3 separate regions of the Homo sapiens genome follow, and regions 1 and 3 are each linked to region 2. The links are chromatin loops, found by intact Hi-C in ENCODE. Cell type or tissue: ascending aorta. All regions are shown on one strand.

Region 1 (8,000 bases), 420 kb before region 2:
TATGTGGTTTTGTATATTGGTCAGCTATTGCTAGCCCAGTATAGGATTGACTTTGAGGAATGTTCCCTGGGCTAACTCATCTCACCAGGTATAGTAACAAAGGGATTTGGGGCTAGACGTCCTGTGGCAAAAAAATCCTATGGTGCCTGGCATGGAACATATCTGAGTGGAGCCAGAAGCACCAACCATTTACAATTCAAAGAGAATCTAAGATGAGTCACTGAGTAAGACTTGAAAAGCTCTGAAATCTTGCAGATCATATTAAAAAGAAACTTGATGAAAATCTTCCCAAATTTGACAATAATCGTAAAAACTTACATGACATTACAAAATAGAGTTGTGAAGGTAAAAGAAACTTTCTTTCTTTTCTGATCAATTTTGGGATGTAGCTAAAAGAAGTTGAGTGAGGAATGTATTTAATTTAGTTTTAGAGGGGTATGTTTATGTGCTTTTATATATTGCTTTTTATTTTTATTTATATGCTTTTATATATTGCTAGCCCAGTATGGGATTGACTTCAAGGAATGTTCCCTGGGGTAACTCACCTCATCAAGTATAAGCTGAGAAAAATATGTAGAATTATATTTCTATTCTTTTCATAGAAAATATTATAAAACCATGGTGATAGAAAAGATCAAGGAATATACACGTAAACATTTTGGGGAAATGTATTACAAAAGTTGATAGTTAACTCATGAAAACATGTTATTTTACTGGGTTTTAGGATCTATTGGTTTGCTTTTAAAAGTTGTAATTTCAGAGAGGAATAATAGACATTAGAGACTCAAAAAGCAGGGAGGCTGGATGAGGCTTGAGGATTGAAAAACTTACCTATTGGGTACAATGTTTGCTGTTCCGGTGATGGGTACCCTGAAAGCACAGACTTCACCAGTAGGCAATATGTGCATATAACAAAACTGCATTTGTATCTTTGAATCTATAAAAATAAAAAAATGAAGTGGTAGTTTTTTTCTCATTTTAAGTATATGTGCAGTTTCATATCTACTTTTATATTTATGATTTTGTACTCCAAGAAGTGCCAAAAATTGTAAAAAATACTTCAGACTTCATGAAACCTGAATTGAATCTAGTTTGGGACTTAGGGTAATTTTGCTCTGAATTTATTTTCTGCGGGTTTGAAAATGGGTAATTATACTATTAAAAAGAGCTATTATGAGCATAAAATTAGGTGGTATGTGTGAGTTTCTGGTACATAGCAGGGTTTCCATAAATGCTTATTTTCTTTTCTCTCACATGAACTCTGAGGGTATAAATTTATGATCTTCACATTGGCTTTGATATTTTTTCTACCTGATTATACATGTTTTATCTCCCTGAATCCATCCTGAGTTCATTACCTTACCACCTGGCTCCTGCCTGTGGCCTCTTCCTCCTCGAATCCATCTTTGTCTGTTGCCATGGTGATTTTTTAGAAAGTCAGACCAGATCTGAGTTAAAAATCTGACCTGCTTAAAAAACTTTAATGACTCCCTCTGACCAGAGATAAAGTTGAAATGCCTCACTGTAGAATTTAAGGTTTGCAATTTAAGGTTTTGACTCAGCTGGGGAGCAGAGGAGGCTTCCCAGGGTACAGGGTTCTGGGAGTTGTCCAGGCTGGCGGTGGGCTGGGCCAGGGAAGAGGGTGCCCCCCGCTGCTACAAGTGCACAGAGCCCCTTCAGCAGCTACAAGTAGTTGGCTCTGGCTGGTGTATGAATCTAACATGGAGAAGTGGCAAATGTGTGGCTGGAAGACACTGCCAAGGGGCCTTCCGTGATTGGCCTTGACTAGCTTGCTAAGGAATGTGGTGTTCATCTTGAAGACCAGGAAGGGCGGTGAAAAAACTTAAAAGTCTGTCTTTCCTTTTCCTGACCTTCCAAGTCTTGCCTCTATCTGTGATGGTTGAACTTGTATGTCAGCTTTGTTGGATCATAGTACCTAGATAGTTGGTCAAACAGTATTCTAGATGTTTCTGTGAAGGTGATTATGGGAGCAGTGGGGAGGATTACCACTTAAATTAGTAGACTTTGAGTACAGCAGATGACCCTCCCTGAAGTAGTGGGCCTCAACCAATTAGTTGAAGGTCTTAAGTTGAAGGTCTTAGACTGAGGTCTCCTGAGCAAGAAGGATTTCTGCCAGAACACTGCATTTGGACAGGAACTGATGGTTTTCCCTGAGTCTCCAGCCTACCCTGCAGATTTTGGACTTGCCCGTCCCCATGATAGAGTAAGCCAGTTCCTTACAATACATCGCTCTCTTTCTCTCTCAGTGCACACACATATGCACATACACACATTCAATTGGTTCTGTTTCTCCGCAGAACCCTGACTAATATATTATCCTCTGGTCCAATTCAAGTATCGTACTGTTTGTAGAATCCTCTAGCTCCAAGTTAGTCATTCTCTACCAAGCTACCCCTGCAACATTTTCTGCGTAATATCGTTCAAGACTCAGCACATGATTCATGTTTATTTACATCTGTATCTCCCTCAACATTGTGAGCAACCTGGGGACTAGGTCTCATCCATCAGCGAAGATCCTGTGACTAACCATAGCTGGTACAGAAAAGGATGCTTGATAAATATTAATTGAATGAATAAAAAATAGAATCAGTGAAGGACAGTGTGTAGCTGTACTTTCCACAGAGTTTGTGATGAAGGGCACTAATAGGCGATCAATGAATATCCATGATACCCATGTTGATACCATAGGCAACTATGAGCCACGTTACTATGAGCCAGACAGGATTCCAGGCTCTAAAAATACCATAGAACCTGAAAGAGCTCACACACATTTATTTTTATTAACTTAAGGGGCTCTGCTGAAGATTTCTGGAACCAACCTGTCTCAAGTTAATTCCTCCACCATATAACCACCACAGCTAACCTCTAGTTCTTTTAAGAACCAAGACAATGCAGGGCTTGTCCCCCGGCAGGAGAAGGAGAGCACTGGTCAAGGAGTCAGTGGTACAGGGCTGTTCTGGGTGCCTGGAAGGCCACTGTGGCAGCTTCAGGCTCTCACACCCCTCCCGAGCTCCCTGCAACACTTCAACTCCCATCCAAGAAACGCCGAGTTTCCTGGGAACTGTATTCAATGTGATGTGTGTTGAAATGGCCATGTAGGCTAATGGAAACCCTAGCAGTCCTTGGGGAAAGGCTTAGGGAAATATAATAGGCTGTGAGAAAACAGGGTCATAAATCACACATTTTTCACACTGTACGGCTGAGAGAGATGACTAAAGCGTGTTTGTAATTTATTTTCCCCTTTTGAAAAAAAGGTATTTCTGGCAGGGTGAACACAAGATCTCTAAAAATAAGTTACTCGCTGATTTGTCACTGCAGATATGGGCACATCAACATCCACAGGAAATTCGAGTCTCCTGGGGTGATGGCTTTACATGGAATACAACAGAAGTCAGAACAAAGACAAATCGCTCTGCATTGGGCTTTCCAGCTGAGCAGATCCAGAAAGAGACAATGTCAGAAGAAAGTAATTTCAGGTTTCCAGTTCTTATGCCTTCTTAAAGGTGTTCTGTGTGTCCAGGGCCGACTGTGGCCCCTGTGTCTGTGGGTGGGAGCCTCCCCTCCAGCCTTCCACATCATTTCTCTCCTTGACTTCCTTCACCTGTCCTTTATCACATTGCTTCCTACCCAGGGCGATCTTTTGATGCCATTAGCTGATTGGAGATTAATAGGAGAGAGGAGGATCCCACAGGACAAACAAACAAACCAATCCTGCCTTTTTGAAAGCCTGGTTGTCAGAAGCTTCCTCCGGCAGGTGGCTGCAGGTCATAAAACCGACTGGAAGCATTTCCACTTTGTAAAGCCGACCACAAAAGGCAAACGTGGAATCAGGATTCACGTTACATGGCGATCCTGCACATGCCCCTCCACTCCTGATGAATTGCTCAGGAAGTAGGTGAGAACTGGAAACACACAGAAAATGGAGCTATTAAGCTATTTGGGCCACTGATGAGATGCTGCTGGCTGGCTTAACCTCTTCAGTGCCTGCCTAGTTCTGCTGCAGCTGTTGGCACAGTTACCAGCCCTGAGAAATATAGGGCACTTATTTTTGGAAACATGCTCTATATCCGAAAGCACTCATGATGATGAGATTCAGCCAGACGGCAGAAACACAGTCACCTGCTCCTGCAAAACATCAGTGTGCACAGCCGTGGTTCTGGGCGCCATTAATTATTATTCAACCAGGCTGCATTTCCCTTGCCTCCCCCAAGCCTCAAAAAGAATCTAGATTTGGCTCAAGGAATTTTGAAAAATGCTTAAGATGAAATTTTTACTTATTTTAATGGAAGGAAAACATAACCAAGATGAAGCAGCTTTATGGATAGCACTGCCTTCTCCTTGGATCAGGTGTTCCCCAACATGCACTCCTCTGCCCCCAATCTGGGCTTCTGAGACCTGTCTTGCCACTGGAAGGTCCTTCCTTTGGCCACATCAAGGGAGCCAGCCTGCTGGCCTTGTTTTCCTCTTCTGTGGTTCTAAACAGAGGAGAGCCATCACCCTGCTCTGATGTCCATAGTCTATAGGGCATTTTTAGTTTGGGTTCTTCCTATGCTCTAAGAGGAAGAGACTGAGACTCTCTTAAAGTCCATACTTTTGCCATGTGTTAAAGGGTCACCACAATACTGACCCTGAAGAATTTTTTCGTGATTGAGACAATGTCTTAAAAGTGGCCTATACATATGGGTGCCTCACTGAAGAACAGAGGAGGGGAATTAATCCAGCTTGGAGCTGAGAAGTTAATATATTCCATTACCTCAAAAGCTTATGGCTTGAAATACAGATACCCCGGGAAGCTAGGTTTTGTTGCACTGTAGCGTCAATAAACAAAACAAATATTCACTGAGTCATACTGTACATAGGCATTGTACCTGCCAAGCCACTCTCGCCTTCACAGAGCTCACAGTTTAGCAGGGGAGATGGGACTCAGGAACAGAGGGAGATCAGAGCTGTGATGGTACTGGTCTCATGGTAGGTGTGGGGACCTGGGAAGGACAGCTTTCCACTGTGGGGACTGCACCATGGAAAGCTGTGGGAGGGAGGAGAGCTTTGGAACTCTGCAGAGAGGTGATGAGGTCTTTTAAAGAGGGAGGTGACATCGCCCCTTTTGTGGAATGTTTTACAAGGGTGACTGTGCCTGCTGTGCAGGAAGCAGTTGGAGAGAAGATGGTAAGACTCGAGATGGAGAAGGCTGTTGAAATCACTGAACACCTGAAGCACTGTCCACGGGCCAGAGGAGATGGGCACATATGTGGAAGGACCCCACTGAGCTCGGCCACCTGGGTGAGGAAGCGGAGGATTCTAAGTTGGCCCCAGGTGCCAGATTTGGCCTTGAGGAGGGTGAAAGCACATTTGCTGAGAAGGGGACAGATTTAGCTGTGGAGTTTGAGATGCTCATGGGCTGCAGGACTGCATACTGCAAGTCCGTAGTTAAGAATGCAGAGTTAGAGTCTGAAAATGGAAGGGATCTAGATATTGCAGTGTGGGGACAGTAATTATACAAATGATACCTAGATTCAGTTGTGAGAAAGGGTGAGGACCAGGGTGGAATTGTTTAGAGTATGGATTCTCGGGAGGTGGAGGGCAGAAGGAGCATCAGTGAGGTGCTAGTCTGAGTCGGGGTGGAGGATGATAAAAAAGCACTTCAGATGTGACAAAAGGACACGTGTGGCAGCTGGATACTGAAGCAAATTCAACTCTGCCTTTGCCTAGAGCCAATCCCAATCAAGAATATCAAATAGACAGTGCACCCTTCCCCCCTTAGTTTTTAATCCATTCCCAGTGAAATCTAATCCAATTGTATACAAATTCTAATCCAGACTCCAAGGATGGCCAAGCTCTTCTGTACTGTCACAAAGTTTTTGTCCTACTCTAACTCTGAGCACCAGGGACTTGTTACTGGACCCCTCAGCCTGGGGCTCAAGCCATTTGTTTCCACAAAGCAACTCTCTTAATCTTCTCAACGATGCTCTGAGCTGGGCACTAAAGTTCCCTTCTTTTATAGATGAGGAAAGTGAGGAGCAGAGGAATTCAGCAATTTGTCCAAAGTTAGACAACCAGTAAATATGGAGAGGGGAATCCTAGTTTTGCTATTTTCCTTAGCAGCTATGTGATCTGGAGTAAGTCTCAGATTTACATCTTTTTATCTTAAAAAAAAAAAAGTGGTGAGAAGAATTATCTGCCCCAACCGATTCCCTTTCTCAGGATCATCTGAGATACAGTTTTGTACGATGCAACTTGTTCTGCATTTGCCAAACTGTAAAGTCCAAAACCTGCCACTACTGTGTTACCACCCTCCTTTTTCTGGAATGGCCTCCTTCATTAGGACTGAGTGGGAGAAAACATGTTTCCTACAAGGCTAGATTGTCAACCCTGGCTGCACAGCATACTCATCTGAGGAGTCTTAGAGTGCCAGGCAGCATCACAGACCAACATATCACTGTCTCTGGTCTTTGGGTTTAGCTCAGCATTTTTGAAAGCTCCCGGATGATTCTAGTACAGGTAGCATTTAGAACCACTCATCCTATCTGAAGATAGAACTTGTCCCTGTCTGTTACCAGTGCTGTCTTTACTTACTCACAGCTAAAGAGCTCAAAGCCTTTAGGAAGTGTTGAACTCCATGGTAGAGTCAAGTCCTCCATGGCTCCCAAGATCCCCACTCTCCAACCTCCAACAGTGTGTACCTCCAGTATTTTCCCCTCCCCTGAGTATGGGGGCAGCCGCTGAATATCACAGGTGTCCCTCCTTCGATTAGATTACTTATATGGCAAAAGTGACAGGATTCTGCAGATGTGATTAAGGTCCCCAATCAATTGATTCTGAGTTAATTAAAAGAGAGATGATCCTGAGTAGACCTGTCCTAATCAGGTTCTTTAAAATACTGTCTCTCCTCCTGGCCTTGAAGCTGATATGCATTCTGTGGAAGTGAGAAACAAATTTGACGAACAATGCCTTTGGGAGCAAACCCTAAACATCAGATGAGACCTCAGCTCTAGCTGTCACCTTGATTGTAGCCTTACAAGACCCTGATCGGAGGGCCTTGCTAAGCTGTTCCTAGACTGTTAACACCTGGTGATAGAGACAGGAGGCAGGGAGATTTTAGGCAGACAGGGGCAGGTCCACAGCGAAACCCCACCTTCAAGCCAAAGTAGTCTGAAACCTGCAGCCAGAAGTGAGAACTTCTATTCCTGTTTGCATGCTCTCTCCCGATTGGTTCTTTCCGAATAATGTCTTTTTATCAATCGAATGTTGCCGTTTCCAAAACTAACTACAGCCTGCCCCACCCCCATCCTATGCCTATAAAGACCCCAGACTCAGTTGGTAGGGGAGAGAGTTGGCCAGACTTTGGAGAAGAGAGACGGCTCGATGTCAGGGAAGAGACAGCTGGACTTCGGGGAGAAGATGACCTGACTTCTGGGAAGACCACTTGCCCTTCCTGTCCCCTCTTCACCTCCCCTTTCCACTGACAGCCATTTCCATCACTCAATAAAATTCTCTGCTTTCACCATCCTTCAAATATCTGCACAATCTCATTCTTCTTGGATGCTGGACAAGAGCTCAGGACCCACCGACTGCGGACACCCTAAAAGGCTGTCACACCAGCCCTTTGCCCTGGCTGGTGGAGGGCAGCCACCCTATGTGAAGAGGCATTGGGCCAATTAAGCCATAAACAAACAGCCGTCTACAGATGGTGGAGGCTAAAACAGCAATGTAACACTCCCACTGAGGATTCGGGGTCACAGGCACCCCCATCTGGTCACTGCTGCAGGCCTGTGTGGAGCTTGCACTCAGAGTGGTGGCCAGATCCCACACTCACTCACTCATACCTGGTCTGGCCGTGGGCCCCGCACAGAGCTTGCTCCTGCTGGTGCCCAGAGTGGTTGGCTGGGTCCTGCACTCCCTCATTCATGTGCTCCCTCCCACAAGGGGTTGAGTATGGCGGTCGGAGTAAATGTTCACCCCTGTCGTGAGTCCAATGGAGG
Region 2 (8,000 bases):
ATGGTGATTGGGAGTAGCTCACATGACACATGTTAGGATGTTGCCAAACTCATTTTGGCAAGGCTATTTGATAGTAAAAGGATATAACGCTAGCAGCCTCTGTTGTCCAACACCAGGGAGATAATTCTTCTGTTCTTATCCAGCATGGTGCCAAGCTCTACGGGAACAAAATGGAAGAAGGAGGAGGCAGAAAACGAAGCCCTCAGGTCCCTTAGGTTCAGGAATGCACATAATTAATGCCTTCCTTGACCCTTAGGAAAGCCAGAGCGCTAAGCATTGGGAATATTTTACATTAACAAAACCATATTTGTTTAACCAGTATCCTGTCCTTTTTTATTGCCACATCCTGGGGAATTTTTGAATTTATTCAAAAAATGTCCTGCAATGTTAGTACTGAATCTAATGGCTGGGCTGCATTGCTTCCTGTTACTCTCCATCTGGCCGTTTGTACTAACACAACACTTAGGGGAATACTTTCTATGTAGATGTCAATGCCCTGGCACAAAGGAGAGACTTGAGACACTGGACATAACTTTGTAAAAACTATCTCGAAGAATTAGAATATTGAAACATGAGACATCTGACTGGAAATACATACTGGATGTCACAAAATTAATTAGCTTATTTAAAATAATGATATTGCCCTTTTTCTTTTGTTTTGCAGTTTATAAAAATGTCACCTAATTATTACTAAATGTTAGATTAATATAGTTAGTTTAAAATGTGGGTTTTTCATCGTTAGACCTGAAGTGTTAAGCAACATAAATGAAGTGGTTGACTTTGTGACACTTACTTCTGATAAAGAAGGCAAATATCTCTCCTAACTTTTTTGCTTTATGAGTAGAAACAAGAGCACCAGATTTAAGGCTTCAAGGATTTCAGATAATTGCAAGTTGAGACATATAATATAGAAATACTATGTCAGAAATCCATGTAAAAGAATGGAGCCACATCAATTAGCAAGCAATAAAATACTTTTAAACATAAGCAGGCAGATTTGGAAAAGAACCAATGAGAACTTTCAGAAAAGGAAAATACAATTGGTCAAACAAGCAAAATCAGTGGGTGGTTTAAACAGCAGATTTGACATGACTATAGAGAGAATTAGTGAATTGTTGAAAAAGGACAAAGAGATATAAAAAAGTTACTATGGTGGATGCCCAGGGCTTAGTCTTACTAGAACCCCTCTGAGTAACTGTTGAATGTGCATTGAAATAATTTCTCAAAGGACTATAGGCAGGAAGCTTTACCCACTGGTTTTCATTCTCCATTATTTAAAAGTCACTTTCCAGTGTTAACCCCCCTGTGTCTCTAGGCTGTGCAGAGAGAATCTAGAGCTTTGAGCTTGAGGTGGGTGCCAATGGCCTGCAGGGAGCTGTCCATGGGTCCGATGGGCCAAAGGATTATGGCGTGGGAAGTCAGCCTGATGCAGACTGAAGAAGAATCACCGGAAACAATAAAAGTTAATGATACAGGTGCCTTGGCTGCATCTCAGGCTTAGAGACTCAGAATCTTTGTAAAGGTGACTTAGGAATCCACATTTTTAAAAAGCAAACCTCCAGTGTGTTTTATCATATTCACTAAAGTTTGAGAAATGTCCTGATGTCCTTTATCTGCAGTACACAGAATTTAAAATTGAAGTATTTCTTCTCAATTTTAGCTTGCCTCAAAATATTGCTATAGTGATAGCCTTGGGGAAAAATACCATATTACTATTTATTTTGACCAAAAGAAAAAAATAAGAAGAGCTTTTATGACTTCAGGACCTGAGTTCCAGTAAGAATTTCTAATTATGCTCCTTCCCCACCTTAATCCTTTTGGATTGCAATAGGATGGGAAACAAGTAAGTTGGAAAGTGTTACATTATTATTTTAAAATAGGGAAAATGTCCTCACATTTACTTTGACTTTTCTGATCCACTTTACCATTTACACACTTATATTTATATCCAGTGTCGTAACATCCTATACCAACCTCAATATTTCAGAAAACGTGAAACTACCTAGAATTATTTATTTTTTGGTAAAAACTTTCAATCAAATGTAACAGCTTCTTCTCTACCTGCTTTCTCTGCAGGCAACTGGTTTTAGTGATTCCTTTCTTCTTCTGCCACTTTGTCAGAATACCCTGGGGTGTTCAGCCTCTTAGCTCATGGAAACCTCATCTCTTCTACCCAAAGACAATTGAACCTAGAGATATATGACATAAGAGAAACCAAGCATTGCTCCCATCAAATGTATTATATACACTGTTTACACACAGGGGCCTTTTCTAGCTTACTAAATCCTACCTCAATTGCCTTGTTTCCATTGCTCTGAGACAAGAAATAAAGACAAACTGATGTGGTATTTCATGTCTCAATCCAGACATAGCTTGAAAGAGGTTCTCTGTATATGCCCACCTATGGCTCCTTACCTGTGGGTGAGTCCCTACATCCTTCCACAGGACCCAATGTCCTCTTTAATTGAACCTCTGCCAATTTCCTCTTGTGTTCTATAGCCCTTGTCTTTTGATGACCTTCCTTTGGATTCAGTGTTTGTGGTGAAAACTTCCAGTTTAAAATCTTGTTAGTACAGAAAATGTTACAATGATTAATGATGTCTTCTTAAAAAAAAAGATAACTTCTCAAATGCCTTCCAAAGAGGTACTTTCTTTATGAAAAAGAACATTTTATCTCTGAATTATTTTAATTATGTTCTGCTGACAGAAAACATTATGCAGGAGGCCATCATTCCAGAGGGCTCCTCACAGTGGATGTTTGTATAAACACAGTTATACCTTTCCTCTTCCTTTCTTCCCTCTTCCCTCCCCTCGCTCCTCCCATCTTTCCCTCTTTCTTTTCCTCCATTCATTCTTTCTTCTCCCTGTATGTTTCCTTTTTCTTTCTTTCACTCTTTCTCTTTTACCTTTTTCTTTTTTTTTTTTTTTTTGGCATTTCTTTTACTTTTGAGAACTCTCTGCTAAGGGCTAACTCAGGTAAAATATTAATAGATGTCAAGATGTTTGAAAAAACCAAGTTGGTAATTATAGGGGAAAGGTATGCAGCATAACACAGGGCAATGACACTGTGCCAAGCTAAGAATAAGGCTAGCAAACTATAGATGACGTGTGCATAGTGGGAGCTGTACTAAGTAAACCTAGCAGCGGTTAGAACAGGGAAATCTTCAGTAGTCTTTATATTTTGACTTCAAAGCAGCAATTTGGCTACTTAAATACTGCAAAAGATGGGATTTAGAAAGCTATAAAGGATAAATAATGTAGATAAATAAAAGGTAAATGATGTAGATACATCTCAATGTAGATAAATCTTGTGGCTTCTTTTATACCATAGATCTGTAGGCTGACCATATGTCCTGGCTCATGCAGGATGGCTCTTGTTTACACTTGTCTTAATTCAATAATAGTGGCTCCTTTTATTCACAGCAGTGTTCTAGTTTGGATGGTAAGGTATACGTTCACATAATATATCAGCAAAATGTTTCTGATAGGTATTTTTGAGTCATTTGAGAGTTTTGGGCAGTCTTGGGCTCATGCTTCCTTAACCTGTACATTTGTAGGTTGAAAAAAAGGATTTCAGGAATCTAATTATGCTTGAGGCTCTGCTTACATAGCATACAGCTGAAACAATGTCTCTCGATACACTGTAAAGTAATAGCCTACACACTGTAAGCTGACAGACCAGAATAACTGTTGGAAACCTCTGGATGCAGGGGTAGTTTTGTCTAAGAAAAGCTATAGTGTTCTGTGAAAAGTGTCTGGATGAAGTCATGGACAAAATAAGGTAATGAGTGGTGATTGCACAAACCAGATTCCTTGCCCTGATAAATAGAGAGAAAAAGTAATTTCGCATCATCAAACTCCAGCTGAACTTGCCAATATATAAACGTAGAAAATCAGCCGCCATTGTTAACCAAACTTATCCAAATGTGAAAGGGAGCAGGGAAAAGAGAAATTCAAGTAATTCAACAGTTCTGAGATCTATGAATAATAGGAATTAGAGAAATGGAAAAATTTAGCACAGTGTTAGGATAAGTGATTCATGCCTCCAGAGTTCACATGCAGTATTATCATCATAAAAGAAATATGTGTAATTTTTATTAAAAAATAAAAGTATCTTATAAGCTTCAGAAAGAGAAATTTTAAGAAAAGGGATTTTCAGAAATTCAATCTTCATGGTTGTAAGAAAAATTAAAAGTTAGGGTCATGACCCACTTAAATGTTCAAAGTCATATTTGGTAAGTTCTTGTGTCAAAGAGTGCTTTCAGTCATCATTATGGAACGTGAGAACCTGGCAAGCTGCAGCCGAGAACATTGTCTTCTGTGTCATAGTAAAGATGTTCAGTTTTAGACCCTGAGCTAACATTCAGCTCAGAAGTCTCTCAGTGAGAGTTGGGAAAGAAAGAAAAACATTCTGAGAAGCTTAATGTCAGGCAGTATTATTTGTTATATTTTTAAGAATCTGTGTGTGTGTACGACTATTTCTTTTCCCTGCTAAACACTGTACTCAACTGTGAGTAGCAATGAGAAATTTTGTGTTATCATCATAGTTGATACAGAAAATTTAGTAACTACCATTAAGGGTATCAGAGGTAACTGCATCTGTCACTTACATGGATTTGGTAGCAATACTAGGAGAAAGAGACGGGTTCATTTTCACTTTACCAACTGATGTGGCAGTGTTCAATATAATCTTCTTTGATATATTCACCAGGAATCTTTGTCAACTGTATGAATGTGGTCCCTGACTCATTCTTGTTTGGAAAGGGGCTAAACAGCTAACATAATAATGTCAAAATTTGAACTATTTTTAAACCCCAGGACTGACTAAATATTACTCAGTCAAAAAAGAAATTTGTTTGAATTATTTGGCTTGGTATTTTAGACCATGAGTAATGTCGCAGCCTATTTCAAAATCTGCCTCTTGACATTGGCTATGCAGACCTATAAAGCCATAAAGGCTAAATCTTTCTTAATTGGACAAGCAACAGTGCCCTGCCCCCAAGCCAACACACTTAATGAAAAATGACTGGGATCATTTTTTGCAAGTATGGTAAAATAAATCTGGATCAAACAAAATGTTCTGACTCTTTATTTTACTTAAGAATATTTGATGTTCTGCTCCACTGAAATAGTAGAAGGAAAATGAATTAGGAATTTCTAAAAAGCTATCTGAAAAAATTTACAACATTTTCTGCCATGAGTGTTACATCTTTGTTGGCAGACAGTGAACTCTCCAGATCATTGCTCTTGATTAGCAATTTGTAGAGCTAAATCTGGGATTATGATGTAAAAACCACCAGATAAAGAAGAAAATGTGAAAACAGGTTTCTCTGTAACAGCTAAAGAATGCCACAAATTAATTCTTTTTAAACACAAGCATGCTTCCACAAGAGTGTTTTCACTTGATTCTAGAAGGTGTTTTAGCACAGTGCAGCTCAAAGTGTGGCCTATGGCCTGGTGCTGGTGTACAAACTGTCACCATTCTGAGACAAGATAAGCAAAAAAATGAGCCTAAGAAACTTTTACAGCCATTTAAATAACTGAGAGTAATTTTTCCATCTGTTGAATCTACTAAATAAATGATGTTTTATTATATTTTTAATTTTTTCCAGAAATTTCATTTTTATATATTTTATATAAGTGAAAAGAAAATTTAAATACTGTCATTTCAGCATATGTAGCTTGAGAAACATTGTTCTAGAACTCAAAAATTACTTCTTGTTGGTTTTCCAAACAAAACAAAAAAGTCAAAAAAGATGCCCAGTGACATCCCAATACCTTTGGAGATCATGACTCATTTAGTTGAAAATGAACATCGAAGTCAGTAAGCTTAGCAGTATTTATAACTTATCCACGCGTTACTTTTTTAACAGAAACAACTGAAATGCAAAGGTATTAAGAGTGTATTTTGACAGATCTATAGTTGATAATCTCACATACATGAAACTCGTTAAAAATTTAAGGCCATGGAGTCTACAGAGCAGAAAGAATAAAGAGTAACTCGGTTAAAACTAAAGTTAGGGACTCTAATTCCAGCTTCATCCAGAGGACTTTCTTTCAGTGTTCATCTAGACAAGACTTACATTTCCTATCCCCTTGTGGTGTAGCTAGGCCTGTTAACCAGCATCAGATCCAAACAGGAAGGGCAAATGGACTTGTCCCACACTGGATCTCTGCCTGTAAAGTACCTCTCTTGAGAGTCCCGCAGGATGTGGCTAACGACAATGAGCTCACAGAGGTGAATCAGTAGGTCTCCCTCCATCATCCTAAGGAGGAACAACCCTGTTCAACAAGCTGCACCAAGTTAAATTCAAAAGTGATTTGTTTTCTCAAATTTTTCAATGAAAAGAAAACAGATAAACACTTTTCCGTTTTAAGCTTTCCATTTACCATTATTTAAAAGCTCTCAGTGTCTTCTTTCTCTCTGAATCTGCCTTCCAGCAGTAATTATGAAATAAATTGACAGACAATCCTTTTTTCCTTTAAATGTGATTTCTTAAAAATGTGTACTAAAAATGTTAAGATGAAGAGATACATATTACATGGAGCTACATTTTTTTTTTGCAAGAAAACTGTCTTCTTAGAACATAAAAAGGAATAAGTTGCTTTATGCTAATGATCAACATGGCATCAAGGTATTATGCACCTGAATACATTTTGAGGCTGATTGGCTGAGATCAATGCATGACAAATTCTTTCTATTCTGGGCAGATGGTCCATCTTATAAATGCAATCTACAGCTATTCACTTCAGCGCCTGGGGTTGTAAGGGAATTTTATTACCTCCTAGAATAATGTTCTTATGCAGAGCTACCTCTTCATAGCTAGGTAATTAATTGGATTTGTCCATTCATCCATCATTAAATATTTATATCATCTATGTGCCAGGTGGCCAGTGGTCACTAGGCTAATTAAACCTAGTGTGGTTAATAAAAAACCAAGATCCCAGATCTCATGTAGGTAACAGTTTAATGGGAGAGGCAGACAATGAATAAAAAGATAAATACTTAATTATAAATTGTGCAAAGTGTTAAGCAGGAAACATGAGTAGGATGCAGTGATAGAAAAGTCATGAGGCGCTCTCTGTCTTCATCTGTCCCTAAGTCCTGGCCTAGAGATGGTGTCCGTTTATCTCTTTTCAGTTCATGGCTCAATAGTTCTATGAAAACCTCTTCACAATCGATCCTCATGACTCTATGGGACACTTATTTTAAAAAATCTCATTTGTAGACCTCACGTTGGACTAACTGAATCAGAATCTCTGGGCATGAGGCTACAAAAATTAGCTGGGCATGGTGGCACACACCTGTAATCCCAGCTACTCAGGAGGCTGAGGCAGGAGAATCGCTGGAACCTGGGAGACGGAGGTTGCAGTGAGCCAAGATTGTGCCACTGCACTCCAGCCTGGATGACAGAGCAAGACTCCATTTCAAAGAAAAAAACAAAAAGTTCCAAATTTGAATGCAATGCATAGTGAAGGTTGAGGAACTCCATTCCCACTGAGGCAGAATTTCATGAGTGGTGCCACAACGAATACCCCATCTGCCTGGTTTTCTCTCTGGACTGCTAGACTCACAGGGGACTCCTACATCAATCATCACAGCCAGCTGTGTGGCCTGGGGTAGTGCTGATGCTATGGCCTGCAGAACCCTGGAGCTGTGACTAGTCTCTCCTGGACCAAAAGTCCACCTAACCTTCACAGGAGAGCCCTGTCTCTCAACCGGCTGCAGAAATGATGAGGGGAGCTACAACTTGCCAAAAATGAAAGTAAAAGCTGTTTCTCCACCTTTCAAACACATTCTCCAAAGTTTCCAACTTTTCTTCACATCACCTCCTTCCTCCTGGCCTTTGGATAGGAGTCTCGAATTCCTCCCTTTAATTTTTCAAATTCAATCCATTGTGCATTTCTGTACAGTGTTTCTCTGACACACCCCTTTCTTTCCACTCTTGCTGCTCCCACCTTAGGCCTAAGTATGGCATCTCGTTTGGACGTGCACAGCC
Region 3 (8,000 bases), 610 kb before region 2:
TCACTAGACCCAAAGTCTTCCCTAATATTTTTTAAACTTGCTTTTTAAAATTTGTGATTATATTTACTGTCCTTTTAAAAATATATGTAATATAAGGTATTAGGACAAGACAGAAAGTACCCTTTTTCCCCACTGCCCAAAGATAATTATGGTTACAATTATTTTGGCATCTTTAAAGATTTTGTTTTTTTGTTTGTTTGTTTTGAGACGGAGTCTAGCTCTGTCGCCCAGGCTGGAGTTCAGTGGCCCGAGCTCGGCTCACTGCAACCTCTGCCTCCTGGGTTCAAGCGATTCTCCTGCCTCAGCCTCCTGAGTAGCTGGGACTACAGGCGCCTGCCACCACGCCTGGCTAATTTTGTATTTTTAGTAGAGACAGGTTTCACCGTGTCGCCCAGGCTGGTCTCGAACTCCTGACCTCAGGTGATCTGCCTGTCTTGGCCTCCCAAAGTGCTGGGATTACAGGCATGAGCCACTGCACCTGGCCATCTTTAAAGATTTTTAAGTCATAGAAGTATATAGGTATGACATGTACGTATATCTGTGTATAAATTTATAAGAAATATGTGTGTCTATATGAATAAGAAAGAGACTACAACATAGATACAGTTTTCTATCCTACTTGTTTCCCTTAACATTACATCATATTAGTTCCCGCATCATGCACTTTTGTTTAGACATGGCTTTAACGGCTGCATGGAACTCCCCAAGGCTTTGTTGCAGTCATTCTATGATGTTTTCTCTGAGTTAGGACATAAAAGAGCTAGAGTCTAAGACAATCTTCTTGGAAATCCCATTCATGGTGGATGTCCCCATGTTTTTGACACAGGCAAGCCTCCATCTTTATACCTGTATTCACTTTGTTCCTTACGCAAAGAAGTGGGGGGTGAACAGATTACAGACTTTGAGAAAAAGGACCTGGGCTCATATCCTGCCCTGCCACAGTGACCTTGATCAAGGAGGAGAGCCTCCTAGAGCCTCTATTTCCTTGTATATCAAATGGGGGTGATTATATCTATCTTCCAAGGATGTTGTGAGAATCAGGTAATGTTGGTGCAGCATCTGCTACATAGTGGGTGTTCAGTCTCAACATGTATGTTATTTTCTACTTTCCAGGCTTATTTTCCTTGGAGAAGGGAGACGGAGGCTAATTTTTGAAAGCGAATTATTTGTCTCGTATTGTCCATAAGTATGGCTGTTTAGTATGTCTGGTGGCTAATAGGGCTTTGTGGCAGGCTCCTTTTAACAGTCGATAACACAGTAATAGCACAACAAAGGGATCAAGGGCTACAGAGCCAGCTACCTGGATTGGCTCTACCCCTTACCAGCTCTGTAACATAGGTTATTTCTCCATGTCTCAGTTTTCTCATTTGTCAAATGCAAAATCAATGGTACTTTGTCTATAAGATTAAATACATCATTTCATGTGGTGTGATATGGCAGGACATTGGGCAGCATGAAGTGCTTAATAAATATTAGCTCTTACTATTCAACATCATCTTCCAAATCCGGTAATATACACAAGGTCACATAGCTACCATGTGTTGATTTCAGCACAGTGTGCAGAAGTCCTGCATACCATCCCAGGCTAGGCCCGAAAGTGTCCACGAGGTCCTGCTGCTCTCTCCCCATCTGGTGGCTCATGCAGAGGCTGCAGTGGGGGGCGCTGCAGCCCTCAGGCAGGGGGAAGAGCCTCAAGGTGTAGAACCTGTATCCGCATTCCCCATGTGGAAGAATGTTGGCCAAACACCCTATTGAACTATCATGGATGCACAACCCAAATCTTATATTTGGGAGTTGTTACAACAACAACTTGCTTTATTAATATAGCAATCATTTCCTCATTTGCAGGGGTAAAAACTATGATAATTGCTAAATTTTTCTCAATGTAAAGTATACCGTCCATATTTTTCTCTTAAGCGATTGGCCCCTACTGTTGTCTGCTAATGATGCCAGCAAATGACAAAACTATTAAGTCATGAATGAAGATAAATTATAAACTTGAGGAATTAATTATCATTCTTAGCTCAGAAATTTGCTTTGTTGATCTTCAGGCATACTCATGGTTATAATTACAGAATGTACCAGTACCTTAGAAGAAAATCCTGGAAACAGTCGTGGAGTGCTCTTTAAAACTAGTGCATTGCCATTGCTTCTGATGGTGCAGAAGACAATTTGGGATAGAAAAAAAATCATAGAAATTGGCCAGGCGCAGTGTCTCACACCCGTAATCCCAGCACTTTGAGAGGCTGAGGTAGGTGGATCACTTGAGGTCAGGAGTTCAAGACCAGCCTGACCAACATGGTGAAACCCCGTTTCTACTAAAAATACAAAATTAGCCAGGCGTGGTGGCACAAGCCTGTAATCCCAGCTACTTAGCAGGCTGAGGCAGGAGAATCGCTTGAACCCGGGAGGCGGAGGTTGTACTGAGCCAAGATCGCACCATTGCCCTCCAGCCTGGGAAACAAGAGTGAAACTCTGACTCAAACAAAAAAAAGAAAAAAAGGAAAAAAATCATAGAAATTAATGACTCATTCAAAAAGTGATTCGAAAGAGAATTACTGTTAAGTATAAATGTTTTGAGAATAATTTAAATGGTCAGTTTCACACATATTGTGCTTTCCTTTATATCCCTTGGTGATATGTAATGAAAAATCTATGCCTAAATAAGTCTAAAGTGCTTTTTTTTACAAACTTCGAAGTTACTATTGTTTACTGGAAATATAATGTGAGCAGACAATTTTAAATCTTCTAGTAAGCATGTTCAAAGATATAAAAAGGAATGTCAAAATTAATCTCAGTAACATGTTTTTATTTGAAGAAATATATTGAAAATATCAGTTCAACATGTACTCAATATAACAAAGTTATTGAGGTATTTTACATTCACCTTTTCATATTAAGTCTTGGAAGTCCAGCCTGTATTTTCCACTTCACACTTCAATTCAGGACTGGCCACATTTCAACTATGCCAAATTCACACGTGGCTCATGGCTACTGTGCTTCACAGTGCACACCTAAGTGGGACAGGAGACTCATGTTCTAGTTTGATTACGTTTTTATTTGTACTGGGGTGCAAAAGAATGGTGCATTTTATGCTTAGTGATGTCTTAGATTAGATGAAATAGGGTAGTTTTTACCTTGCATTGAAAAGGGGATTTAAGGTAAGAAATAAATTTAGGGAAAAATATTTGTTTCTCACACATACCTACTATGTAGTTTTTGGAAGAAAGTTGTGTGAGAATGCAATTTCTTGCACAATATTCCTAAAAATGAGTTCAGTGAGTCACCATCACTGCTAGCTCTCCGTCTACTTGGGCCCACGTGGGTGGCTGAGGTCCCTGAAATGTCTTCTTCTAGGTTTTCTAGCACCCTCCTGGGCTCTCCCATACCCCCTTTAACCTCTTCATGCCAGCGTTGTTTTAAAAACTAAAGGGCATATTGCTGTTTCTATCTCCTTTTTTTCCCATCCTTGGGATGGTAAGCCAGCAATAACAAGAAAAGACATATTTTCCAAAGTCATTGATTTTTCTTTTGCTTTGACTTTTCTGATCAGCTTCTCACGGGGTTCCTCATTCTTAAGTACTGCTTGTTTCTCCAACATGATACAATGAGCTAGGAGAGTGGCTGGGCATAGAGCTTGTGGAATGTCAATCCTTCCTGGCTGCTTTCTCTATACCACATCAGAGGCACTCTTTATATTGGGCCGTGACAATCACAGAGGCTGCCTTCTTATAACAAAATAATTGTACTTGACTGACACATACAGTTCAGAAAGACTCCGGGGCTCTGGGGATTTAGAGGACTGGAAAAGCCTCTGGAAAAGCCCAATGTTAGTCTCCATAAATTTGAAAGCACAGTTTCTCACAATATTCAAAGTGCAATGATCCTCTGTAGAATTTTTTAGTGTTAGGTCAGCATCCCAGGGCAAGGCTGCTATTAGAAGACTAACACAATGCTCCTGACCAAACGCTTTGAAGCCAGTCAGAGATTGCATGTCTGGCTCTGTCATTTCCTGGCTGTGTGTCACAGGCTGACACCTAACTGCTCTGACTTCAACTTTCCTTGGCTAATATAATACCTATTTTAGAAGGTGGTCTTATGAGGATTACATGTACATCGTCTACCACAAGACCAGCCCAAAGAGTTTTCCACAGATTGTATTCATGATCAGGAGTCAGCAAACTGTTTCTGTAAAAGGCCAGGTAGGCATGGTGGCTGCAAAGTCTCTGTTGCAACTACTCAACTCTACCCTTGTAGGGTGAAAGCAACCATAGACATGTGAATGAATGAGCATGGCTGTGTTCCAATAAAACTTTATTTACAAAAGTAGGCTGTGGGCCAGCCCGTGCTCTAGGCAATGAGGGGCTTGCAAAGATCTAGTGCAGGAGGGCGTTCTCCCTGCCACATTTTGTGCACCAGGGTCTCTTGAACATAGCACTTCAGCGCATTCAGTGGGGTTGACTGGGTATGCCTTTGGTTGTGAGGTAGTTCTGTTTCTGAGTTGATGATTTTGATACGCAAATGGTATCTGGGACCCCTGGACTTACTTTTCACTCCCTCTCACTTTAGCCTTCTCTCTCTCTCTGCTGTTCACTTCACCTCCTTCCCCTAGCTCCTGCTGTCTCTGAGTGCAACGTATCTTATACAATTCCTTTCTCTTCCTCTGAATCCTCCCGGCAGCATCTAGTGCTAATGGACACCAAGTCTTCTGTGTGTGCCCCTCAGAGTCCCTGGAGTATGCGCATGCCTGGCTTCTCCGAGAGCATGGAACAATATCCTTCCAGTGATCCACTCCAGCCCTTCCCGATCAGGGCTGGTGCAGCCATGTCTACCTTTTAATTAGCTGGAAGAAAGTGGTCATCTTGTGGGGAAAGAAACACAACAACAGCATGAAGGTGGTGAGAGTCCTCTCTGATTCAGCACAGCTGTTTGAGGTGATGGATGACTCTGAATTTCCTACCTGCTCACACTGTCCTCGCATCAAAAACCCCAAAGACTTTCTTGATTTGAGGATTTCCTCACATTCTAAACAGAAAGCGCAAATGACCGAGAATTTCTTTCCAGGAGCCTAATTAACTGATTTTCTCTTCATGTCACAAGTATGAAAATACCAAGGCCAATTTGACATTGTGGTGGGTTGTAGGTGACTCAGCTGTCTTTAGGCTTTCCTCGAATAACTTATTTATGTTTTCCAAGACTTAATGCCCTGTCAAGCTGAGGAAGAGTCTCCCAAAGCCATGCATTCATCAAAATCTTGGGTTATTAAGTCAACATCAAGATTTGTTAGCCTAAATATATGCCTTTTCCACTTGATTTCGCCACTTTCATTCTCCGGCATGTGGCCATTAATCCCTGGAAGAAAGAAACCCGCCCACCTGTGGTTTTAGGCCCAGGCTGCGTCCATATTCATGGCTGAAGGCCTGCTGCTGTTCCTTCTGTCGCCACTCAGTCTTCTAATTAGATTTCAGCTTTGCCATTTGTTTTCCTAGGGATGGATTGTTATTTTGCCACTTGCTCATTTGTATGTGTAACTTCTACGAATTAAAACAAGAAACTTCTAGACAAATGAAAACATGTTTTATTTACAAGAAAAAAGTCTGTACATTGTGTATACATAAAAATATACAAAACCAAAATAGAAAATATCCAAGTGTTAAAATGTGTACAAACACTTTTAAAATGCGACTCCTGGAAAACTTCAAGCTTTAATTAGTTTGAAGAGTACACATTTCATTTTAAAAATTATCATACAAAAGAATTCCCAAAGCTGTTAAAAAAGTTCACTGGTTTCCACTGGAAGAATTGTCTAAGTATTTCATCTAGAATAAAACAGGATTTGTTATAAATGTTAGATTTTAACACCACCAATGCAATTTCTTTGTTTCCAATCTACCTAGCAAGAAGACTATTTTCCATAGAACCAGTAAATGTTTCTTCTAATCTTTGAAAGCCATGAGCTACAGCTAAGCTTCCCTTCAAAGTTCAGTGTTAAATCAGGCTTCTGACTAGGATAAAATATTAAGGTAGTGTTCTACCTTCATAGTGCCTTTTAAATAATTCTGTCAGTCCATTTTAATGTAGCCAAGATGTGCAGAGTATGAGTGTGTGGGAAGCGGTTGGCGGAGGACTGAATTTTTTTTCTTTTAACAGAAGGACATATAACATTTGCTTCCTTCTCTCAAAATATTAGTGGTTACATAATTAAAATAAAATTTATTGTAAAGGTTTCAGTCAAAAATATTGATGAAAAAGCAATATAAAACCAACCATGTGTGTAGATATGTATATACACAATTATATAACTATATCTACATGTACACTTTTCATACTAAGAACTAGATCAATGTCTTTAATTCCTTAAATGTCATTAGCTCAAGTTTGAACAGAAACATATTACATTACTTTTTTTTTAACCAAAAGGCTTCATTCATTTAATAAAACAAGAACTTACATTTTATTTCCTTGAACGGACAGAGAAATACCTTTCATTTATCAAGTGTGTAAATAATGCCCATGTGACAGAAACATGCATAATAATCTCATAAGAGAATATCCAGAGATAAAAGACAAGTTGAAACTCAGGGACATTTTACCCAAGCAATTAATTTCCAGATGGAGTTGCCTTGATCAGTCATGTAACCACTGGGTAAGAGTTCTAAACTATCAGAAAGAGTTCTAAACTATCAGAATCAAAACAGACAATACAATAGAACATACTTGGAAGCTACCTGGCCAATAGGTTCACTCATGTCTTTCTGATAATTCCCCTGGTCCCACCTCACTCCCTTTCTCTGTCTCTTACCACAGCTAAGCAGAAATTCAACCAAGTAACTGACCACATGTACTGTGTGTTGATCTATAAGAAAAACTGGAGAGAGAACTTGAATCATGGCATTTGTGCGTATGAAATTCAATCACATACTGGCACTCATCTAAGACTGATCCCACTTAAAGCACCCAAACGGGACCTACCTAATTAATTCAGGAGATGTGTTACTGCTCAGAAGAGTCAATCAGCAGCGTAAGTATGATCTGTCCAGCAGAATTAACTGGCTCATACACATGTAAGAGAGTGACCCAGCTACTTTGATTTCCTAATTTTGAAAACGCTAATGATTATTTTAGCATTTCTTTTTTTGCAGATGCTATGGCTACAATGACTGAGGACTACTGGAGAGTCCAGGATTGATTAAGTGTCTGGCTGAGAGACCAAGAGGACCAGACACATGGGAAGTGCTGTTTCTCGAAGCTCTGCCTTCAGGCAGACAAGGAAAGACCTGGTCGTTCAAAGATGTATAAAAGCCCTCCCTTGCCCATCCAAGCCTGATGCTTACATGCAACTTTTAATTGACCATCCCTTGGTCCTGAGCACAAAGTTCTCTGTAAGAGCAGCTCTATAAGGACATAGTGAGAAAGGTCAGCTCCCTGGGACGAGCATCGGTATTCCATGAGAACACCAGGTCTGTTAAAGGTTACCCGTCTGCCTGGTGTGACTGGCTGGAGAAATAAGGTAGGGAGAATCTAGATATGGTTGAATTGTCATTGCTGCTCAAAATTTGTTTCTTTGTAACAACAACAACAACAACAACAACAACAACAACAACAACAACAACAGGTGAAATTATCTTGAAATACAAAAGAACGTCTGTTGGTCCTGAGAGTGAAAAAAGGAATCCTTAACAGCTTCAGCTTGCACCAAGAGGATTTTTTTTTATCAGCTTCCCTTCATAAGAGAGGATGGAGGATTTTGGAAGAGACAGAACCTGGGAGAAATTCAGTGAGCTGCCACTTACTGTTAACTACTCCACAGAAGAACTATATGTTTATTGGAATTCAGTAAATGTGGCATGTAAGGATTTAGTCAATGTCTGGCAAAATGCTGCCACTTAGGACCCATTTGGCTAATACTAGAAGTAGTCATCAAGTTAACTGTAACTGCCCAACATTTTCTTAGAAGCCAAAGAACTTAAACTTTTATAGAAGAACGCCCAGTCAGTACT

What was found. A loop is a pair of places that touch in the nucleus more often than their neighbours do. Peaks named below come from ENCODE experiments on the same cell type or tissue, not always from the same donor. Only the 100,000 strongest peaks of a DNase experiment are listed, where the experiment ranks them.
Region 1: a loop joins it to region 2, with 3 times the contacts of the local background. A loop is called at or near these places in 1 of 110 quality-filtered maps.
Region 3: it touches region 2 in a loop (2.5-fold over the local background); 1 of 110 quality-filtered maps calls a loop at or near these places.

The regions. Positions count from the first base shown.
Region 1 is chr2:106,992,518-107,000,517 of GRCh38, forward strand. No RefSeq gene overlaps it. Among named protein-coding and RNA genes, the nearest start is that of ST6GAL2, 110 kb to the left of the region's middle. In ascending aorta, no CTCF peak of the experiment used is centred here; a DNase peak (open chromatin) is centred at 3,054; H3K4me3 peaks cover 1,515 bases; H3K27ac peaks cover 1,758 bases.
Region 2 is chr2:107,408,387-107,416,386 of GRCh38, forward strand. The region is part of intron 3 of LINC01885 (long intergenic non-protein coding RNA 1885); the gene reads right to left. Among named protein-coding and RNA genes, the nearest start is that of LINC01789, 47 kb to the left of the region's middle. In ascending aorta, no CTCF peak of the experiment used is centred here; DNase peaks (open chromatin) are centred at 4,305 and 4,975; H3K4me3 peaks cover 441 bases; H3K27ac peaks cover 3,986 bases.
Region 3 is chr2:106,796,045-106,804,044 of GRCh38, forward strand. ST6GAL2 (ST6 beta-galactoside alpha-2,6-sialyltransferase 2) reads right to left here. Exons shown (of 6, transcript NM_001142351.2): 6 at 5,556-8,000. Among named protein-coding and RNA genes, the nearest start is that of ST6GAL2, 86 kb to the right of the region's middle. In ascending aorta, no CTCF peak of the experiment used is centred here; a DNase peak (open chromatin) is centred at 3,337; H3K27ac peaks cover 1,972 bases.